Linked DNA regions of Homo sapiens: region 2 is linked to region 1. A link is an interaction called in ENCODE POLR2A ChIA-PET data of the cell type or tissue named here. Cell type or tissue: endothelial cell of umbilical vein. All regions are shown on one strand. Links, peaks and the distances in the headings refer to the core of each region. The heading gives the core; the rest is flanking DNA. Region 1 overlaps SMYD3 (SET and MYND domain containing 3). Region 2 overlaps SMYD3 (SET and MYND domain containing 3).

Region 1 (4,403 bases), core at 82-4,081:
GACAGAGTCTCGCTCTGTTGCCCAGGCTGGAGTGCAGTGGTGCGATCTCGGCTCACTGCAACCTCCGCCTCCCAGGTTCACACCATTCTCCTGCCTCAGTCTCCCAAGTAGCTGGGACTACAGGCGCCCACCACCGCGCCTGGCTGATTTTTTTTTTTTTTTTTTTTTTTTTTGTATTTTTAGTAGAGACGGGGTTTCATTATGTTAGCCAGGATGGTCTGGATCTCCTGACCTCGTGATCCGCCCGCCTCAGCCTCCCAAAGTGCTGGGATTACAGGCGTGAGCCACCGCGCCCGGCCGGAAAAGTCATTCTAAATACAGTACATTATATCCATCTTTGTAACTATTCTGCAGCCTAACCTAGTGCCAGGAACATGTGATGTGAAAATGTGCTGAATTAACACTTTTGCAAGTAATGATTATAACATACACGCATATATTCTATGTGTATTCATCTGACCCAGTAGGCAAAACAAAGCTACTGGAAATACTGAACTGTAGAATAGGATGTTGATATGGTTCAGCTCTGTGTCCCCACCCAAATCTCATATCCAATTGTAATCCCCGTGTGTTGAAGGAGGGGCCTGATGGGGGGGTGACTGAATCATGGGGGCAGACTTCCCCGTGCTGTTCTCCTTACAGAGTTCTCGCAAGATATTGTTGTTTGAAAATGTGTAGCACGTCCCCCTTCACTCTCTCCTGCTCTGCTGTTCTCGTGATAGTTCTCGCGAGATCTTGTTATTTGAAAGTGTGTGACACGTCCCCCTTCACTCTCTCCTGCTCTGCTGTTCTCGTGATAGAGTCCTCAAGAGATCTTGTTATTTGAAAGTGGCTCCTGCTCTGCTGTTCTCATGATAGAGTTCTCGCGAGATCTTATTTAAAAGTGTGTAGCACGTCCCCATTCACTCTCTCCTGCTCTGCTGTTCTCCTGACAGAGTTCTCGCGAGATCTTGTTACTTGAGAGTTTGTGGCACGTCCCCCTTCACTCTCTTGTTCTGCTATTCTCGCAATAAGAGTTCTCGTGAGATCTTGTTATTTGAAAGTGCGTGGCACGTCCCCCTTCACTCTCTCCTGCTCTGTCATGGTAAGATTTCCCTTCTCCTTCGCTTCCAGTTTCCTGAGACCTCCCAGCCATGCTTCCTGTACAGCCTGCGGAACTGTGAGTCAATTAAACTGCTTTTCTTCATAAATTACCCAGTCTCAGGTAGTTTTTTACAGCAGTGTGAGAACAGACTAATACAGGTATCTTATCTGAAACCAGTGACTTGAAACTACTAACTCATGGCATACAGTAAATATCAAAAGACTAATTTATTCTACCACCTATAAGTCACATACAGTATTAAAGCCTGGAACCAAAATGTAAAACAATCAGGAGCTTTGGAAATAAACTGTCACGTGAACTGAAGATTCTTCTGTCATTTGGCTGCAGAGGAAACCATTCCGCCACCCAAAAAAAAAAAAAAAAAAAAAGCCACAAAGAAAGAAGCAGGGATGAAAAAACACAAGATAACACACTTAGGCTCTTGAAGTCATTCCACTTTCTAGTTTCATTCCCTTCCCAAATCACAAGACACACCCCTACGCTTGATTTCTGTGAGATACCCTGAATCCTTTTAATATATTCTTCTTTGCTTCAGCTAACACTGGTTTCTATTTCCTGCAAACAAACAAATTTCATACCAACCATAAGTACCACAGTGCTTTACCTCGACTGCCTTTATTATATCCAAGAACTTCATTGTCAAAAACATCTATTCCTTTTACAACTCTGATTTCACTTCTTACTCCTCTTCTCAATTACCAATTTATTCAAATATCTACTGAGCACCTGCTCTAGCACTTAGTAACAGAAAGATGAATATGTCATGGTCTCTGCACTCAAGCACAGTCTAGTCCAGTTTTTTCAAGCTGTGGATCTTGATCAATTTGTAAAATCAATTTACTTGTCCTGAGAGGAACTTTTTAATATTTGAAATATAAGAAAATTAAAATACTGCATCACAAGAAATTAAATATTATTTTCTACAGCTTTTGTTTCAGTTACATGTGTGTTTTTACTGAATAGCAATATAGTATGTATATCTCACTGTGGGTCATGAACAAAGGATTTGAAAAATACCAGTAGGCCCCTATTTCCTAATAATGTGAACAAATGCCAAGGAAGAAGTCAGTCAAAAGCTGTGCCTTAGAAAATCCTTTAGTGTTTTAATAAAAAATAATTTCAATTGGTGTTTTCCTAGTTTATGTTGATTTCATAAGTACTTGAAAACAGTTGTTGGTTTGCCTCAAGTAGATTAAACATTCCGTCTTGTTTATAGTTTTAATTAGCTAAACAAATCCTTTTCTCTTTGCCTTGAACATTACAAAGAAACTTCAATTCAGCATGTCAGAATTATTATAAACTCCTAATTAGCTAAGTACAAATTTAGTACATTTTTACCACACTTACAATGAATGCTGTCTGGGCTAAATAAACCCCAATCATCATAAGAGTATCTATCAGCTACAAGGCTACAAGCCATGACAAGTTAGCCTGAAGAAAAGACCATGAGGCAGAAGACAGCTGTGCTCAAATATTATTAAAGGCATAAAATGACTCTAAATTGTTTAAGGTAACTTCTGAAAAATGTAAGTTAAAGAGAATGTAGCAATACATCAAATAAGCGTTGGGCATCTTGTAGGATTTCTTGTATTAATAATCTGATTTTGTTTCAAGGAAAATTAATTCAAGCATGTTTATTCTCTAGTTTAAAGGCTGTCCATCTTTATCAGATAGTGGAAATTATCTGAAATTAGTGGAAATTAGTGGGAAAAAAAGTGGAAATTAGTCAACAAGAATATTTCCTAAATACCTAGTACATGTAGCTCCAGGTATTATGCAGAACACTACATATTTCTGGAAAAGTCATAAAATACTTCCAAATTATATACATGTTATTATGTTAAAATCCATAGTAAAAACTTAGAACAATTTTAGTGCCAAAAATAATCACATCATAAACATGTTTCTATAGAAAAATAGAAATCATATAAAGCACAGCAATCTATTTCCATGTGTTTTCAAAAACATATACTTGCTACTTATCTATTTGTTTTGCTAGAGAGAATTAGGTAACTAAAGGCTAAGAAAAAATATGTAAAAAAAAAATTAAAATTGAGGGGGCTGAGGCAGGAGAATGGCATGAACCCGGGAGGCTGAGCTTGCAGTGAGCCAAGATTGCGCCACTGCACTCCAGCCTGGGCAACAGAACTGGACTCTGTCTCAAAAAAAAAAAAAAAAAAATTAAAATTGAGAAAATGTATTCGCAAACTTTGTTTTCTCAGACACAGGAAAAGTACCACTATTAGCTGGTTTTCACAGAGCCACACACTTTTGGCATACCTGTGTTCACGTATTCATTCTCATTTATTCTAAATTAATTGATTGTCTGCCTAATTCTAGAGACATAAAGATGAAGGTACTCACAGTTTAGAAAAGGAACAAACGTATAAACCAAATGTAATTTAATTTGCAAAGTGCAACACAGAGTAGAGTACCTAATCCAGGCTAGTGTGGTAGGGAGGGCAAGGAAGGCTTCCACAAAAGAGGTGAAATCTAAAACAAAGGATAGGAGGCATCCAGGTGAAGGTTTGGTTTCTGAACACTTTTACGTGTGTGGAGGTGTGGAAAGCCTAGCATTGTGAGTACGGGCATGGCAAGAAGAATTCGCCTGCTGGGTACAGTGCATCCTCCCGCGGGGCCTGCTGGGTACAGTGCATCCTCCCGCGGGGCCTGCTGGGTACAGTGCATCCTCCCGCGGGGCCTGCTGGGTACAGTGCATCCTCTCGCGGGGCCTGCTGGGTATAGTGAATTCTCCCGTGGATGCTGCAGGACCCCATGCCTAGAGGTCTGGAGAACTGTGCTCCACAGTGATCAGCGGTACCCCCATCCTTGGACCTGCCTCTCCCACGACTCCATGGGGGCCTGGCCTCAAGTCATAGGCCCCCGACTGTGCCACTGTGTCCACTGGTAATTGTACACCTGAGCAATGGAAGGGTCACACAGACCCCACCACCCACAAAACTGCATGTCAGATCACCCCATCTCTGGGCGCATCCCTTGACCCCGAGGCTCGGAGGGCAGAAGAATCACCATCAGGCCATCTGGTATAGCTGAAACAAACTCAGCCTGGAGCTGAGAGAAGGGTCAGAACTGGAGGGCTACACAAACACACTAAGGATTTTGGATTTTATGTTGTAAGAAATCAGGATTCAGAGAAATCTTAGATAGCTCACTCTATGAGCTAACAAAAAACAGATTAGTAAATAAGAAATGAGAATTAAGAAACATTTTAGGTCGAAATGAGATACATACTATACAATTTGCTGGTAAACAAAGCAACAAAATACATTTTAATTGA
Region 2 (4,403 bases), core at 94-4,093, 210 kb before region 1:
GTTTCAATTTTCTTTAATTCTGCTATCAGGCCAGGCAAAGCATTCATCTCAGTGAGGCAGCCTGCCTCTTAGGCATCATTAATGTTTTAGATTTTCATAAATTCCACTACGGCTAAATAGACCAAGAACCTGAACTCCATAGAGTTCCTAAAAGAATTCAGCAGCTACTGCCTTTTTTTTTTTTTTTTTTTTTAGTTTTATTTCCAAGATGAAGTTTAAAAATAAGAATAAAAACTGGCAACAGGCCAGACATGGTGGCTGAGGCGAGCGGATCACTTGAGCCCAGGAGTTGCAGACCAGCCTGGACAACATGGCAAGACCCTGTCTCTAGTAAAAACACAAACATTAGCTAAGTGTGGTGGCACATGCCTGTAATCCCAGCTATTCAGGAGGCTGAGGCACGAGAATCTCTTGAACCTGGGAAGCAGAGGCTGCAGTCAGCCAAGATCGTGCCACTGTACTCTAGCCTGGGTGACAGAACGAGACTCTGTCTCCAAAAACAAACAAACAAAAAACAGAAATACTGGGAATAAAAGTATTTTTGAAACATGTAGATCCTCTTTTATTAAGAAAGAGGCAGACATCTCACACTTAGGAAAATCTCAACCCTTAAAGAGAGAAATGAAATAGAAATTTTACAAATCAAAACAAAAGTAAAAAAAAATCAAAAATAACAGATTTTTATCTAAGAAATTAAAATTTCAGATTTAACGTGGAAAATATCTGAAAAATGTTGTGATTATGAATAAGCCTTATGACATTTCTGCATCACTTCCTGACTTATAGACCTATTTCTCTAAATTGATATTCATTCTACACCAATGAACCACTAAAGGCCTTGTTCATCAAGATTCCAGAGGTGATTTCTATTCATATTTTGCTATGAATACACCAAACTGTATGAAAAGTTAGTTTTTTTCCATTTCTGTAAATATAAGTTTAATAAAATACAACCACAGATAACACACCAGGCCAATGTCTCAGTCAATTACCAACTTAGCCATGTTTTCCTATCCAAAAAATTCATTTGTTTTTGGTGACAGTGGTGATGAAATCATTTATTTACTTATTTTTCATTTGGTTTTCATGAAATACTTGTTCCAGTTTGTTCCATGTAGGTTTTGAGAAAGATTACAGTATTTTGTTGTTCTAATAAACTGAGACATTCAGTTCTATCAGACAACGATCTTACTTTTATTCTAGCTGCCAGAAAAGTCACAGCTAAAGTTGACATTCAATTATGGTGGCTTTCTTTAGTTAAAAAAATTAATAAAACGTTCTTCTCTTCCCCTTTACTACCTAACTTTTGCCTTTGTTCTTACGGTATGATCCTTGATCTTACTGTATCTGTAGTTTTATTTTAAGTAAGAAGTGAGGACTCTGGACATTGCTCTAGTTGTTCAAATGAGATTCTATGTGGATTGTAAAAATATATTTTTCTACTGGAAAGTAAGTCTATTTGAGTAGCTAGGGCTCCTGTTGTAATAGAAAGGGTACCAATCCCAAGTAATATGATTTCTAAAATGAAGTCATTATCATAAGTGGAGTATATTATTTCAAGTGAGTAAAACTTTTGAAGAGTGAATTGTTCATATTCTGGGTTATGTATGCATTTGTTACGGTCAAGGAAGCTTGAAGCTTCAAATTCATAAATAAATTACATCAAATGCAATAAGAATACCACCTACTGGACACTTTATAATATGCATTAATAGTATATTTATGACTTTATTTAATTTCTAAAATGGCCCTATGAAGTTATTTTTAGAATTTTCATTTTACCTATGTGGAAACTGAGCCACATAGAAGATGCCCAAATAACAGTATTTCTGCAGAAATCAAAACCCAATTTGCCTGACTCTAACATTTACACTATATATATTTTATACATATATACTATATATATATGTAACACATATATTACACTGTTTAATATAATTACAGTCTCACATAGGGATGAATTCGATTATTCAGATAATTAAAATGTTTTTTAAAAGAAAATAATATTCAGCATATTTCTTCGTTAGTTATATGTTAAAATACGAAGATACACATCAAACTACTAAATCAACTAAGACTAAATGCTCTTTTGTATATAACTCCCTTATTAGACCTGAATGTTACAGAATTGTAAACTTAATTTGGCAGCTGATCTGAATCCAGGTCGCTACTCTGTAGTCAGCTGTGTTGTATGACTCTGCACTGAGACCCAGAGGAACCACAATGAAAAATTAGCTGCTCAGTATAACGAATTGCCAGATGCTGGACTCAAGTAGGTAATGACATTTGAAAGCATGTGTGCAAGTACAGAAGAAAATTCTGAGGTCCCAGATCTCAAATTTTATGTGTTATAAGCAAAATGCTAAAATCTCAAGTTCCATTTTTAAAAATTAATTAAATAATTATTTATAACGTGTGTCTAGGCAACCACACATTCAACAGACTACCAGGACAGATTTTGCCTCTAGCACTGTGGTTTAAGAAAGAGAAGGATAACTCTCTCTCTCTCTCTCTCTCTATATATATATATATATATATTTTTTAACATGGGACTCATATATATATATATACACACGAGTTAAAAACATTTTATTTCATTAATATCTCTTGTGCGTGGGAAACTGTCACAAAGCAGTTTCTTCTCTTTTTTCCGCACTCTGAACATAGACTATATATAAGAGAGGCTAGCTGCGGCTCCTGAGTCAGCTACTCATCACTCATTTCCCACACCTAAAAGAGGCCTTTTTGTTTGGCAAAATGCTTCCCAAAGTAAATAGAAACGACAGTTAACACTTTTTATTTTCTAGCTAAGAGTCACCTATTGCCTTCAAAAAAATAAATTCTTCTAGTAGATTACAGAATTTGCTTTGAAAAATTTTGGTAGACTTTTATCCTTAAAAAATCCAGGTAGCAAGAGAACCTGGATAAGTACTGCCTGGATTAGCGAGCGGTTATGAGCAAACGCTATCTGAGAAGTAAGTTTTCATGAGTGATGAGAACATACCCTTTCCTGCTTCGCTGTCCCTCACCATCAAAATCCCTCTCACCACCTTGCTGAAACCAACCGTTGCAGAGATTCATTCTATTGATGTAAGGTTGGGTCTCAACTGAAATAGTTAACAGGCAGAGAGCATATCTCTTTTGAAACTGTATTTGGAGTAAAAGGTTCGGATACTGAGCCACTGATAAGGTGTTTGGAGGAAATTGTTTCATAAAACTGAAAAGCAACCGTAAGAAAATAAGGTTGGAGCCAATATGACAAGAACTGATGATGTAACGATTCTGCCCAGAATGTTCTGACCATGTCATCAAATCATGCCCTCTAAGCAATACAAGACACACAAGAGAAGTCTTCACAAAACACACGCTGGGCTCTCACACACTCATTTTCGGATTTTGAAGGGATTTCACAAGATTTCAAATCTGCCCAGATCATCTCAAAATTGTTCATTTCTAAACTTGAAATGTCTCCCAACAGAGACTTTTTGGAAAGTAATTTGGGCAGGTCGTTTGTTCCCATTATCAATTACCGGTCAGTATGTAAGTAGCTCTCTTCCCATGTCAAAGCTGCCCCTGGCCTTCCTCTTGCTCATGCTCTAATTGTGTTATTAGTCAGGCTCCAAAGTCTGAGTGTAGCTCCATCTACCACACCCTCTGGGCCAGTTATGCAAAAGCTCTCTGACTTTCCTTTTTTTTTTTTTTTTTTTTTTTGAGATGGAGTCTCGCTCTGTCGCCCAGGCTGGAGTGCAGTGGTGCAATCTTGGCTCACTGCAAGCTCTGTCTCCCGGGTTCACGCCATTGTCCTGCCTCAGCCTCCCGAGTAGCTGGGACCACAGGCGCCCGCCACCATGCCCGGCTAATTTTTTTTTTTTTTTTTTTTTGTATTTTTACTAGAGATGGGGTTTCATCGTGTTAGCCAGGATGGTCTCAATCTCCTGACCTCGTGACCCGCGCGCCTCAGCCTCCCAAAGTGCTGGGATTACAGGCATGAGCCACCGTGCCCAGCCGCTCTCTGACTTCTTTTACCTAATTCACAGTATTTCTCTGAGGGTCAAATAAGATCAAGAACAAGATGCGAAAACTACAAAGTGCATTTTAAAATAGGTGATTACTGGGATTTTTTTTTAGTATTTGATTTTTTTATAGTATGATCATTGCTTTTTGTTTCTTCATTTGTTTTTGAGACACAGTCTCACTCTGTCACCCAGGCTGGAGCAAAGTGGTGCGATCTCTGGCTCATTGCCTCCCAGGTTTAAGTGATTCTCCCGCCTCAGCCTTCCAAGTAGCTGGGAGTACAGGCGCCTGCCACCACACCTGGCTAATTTTTGTATTTTTAGTAGAGACAGGGTTTCACCATGTTGGCCAGGCTGGTCTTGAACTCCTGACCTTAAGTGATCCGCCCA

The links. ChIA-PET counts read pairs that join two places held together with the same protein. Peaks named below come from ENCODE experiments on the same cell type or tissue, not always from the same donor. Only the 100,000 strongest peaks of a DNase experiment are listed, where the experiment ranks them.
Region 2: POLR2A ChIA-PET joins it to region 1 with 6 read pairs; 2 of 35 experiments call an interaction of 5 or more read pairs at or near these places.

The regions. Positions count from the first base shown.
Region 1 is chr1:246,458,467-246,462,869 of GRCh38, forward strand. The region is part of intron 1 of SMYD3 (SET and MYND domain containing 3); the gene reads right to left. Among named protein-coding and RNA genes, the nearest start is that of SMYD3, 47 kb to the right of the region's middle. In endothelial cell of umbilical vein, for the core only: no CTCF peak of the experiment used is centred there; no DNase peak of the experiment used is centred there.
Region 2 is chr1:246,244,949-246,249,351 of GRCh38, forward strand. The region is part of intron 5 of SMYD3 (SET and MYND domain containing 3); the gene reads right to left. Among named protein-coding and RNA genes, the nearest start is that of SMYD3-IT1, 75 kb to the right of the region's middle. In endothelial cell of umbilical vein, for the core only: no CTCF peak of the experiment used is centred there; no DNase peak of the experiment used is centred there; H3K27ac peaks cover 471 bases.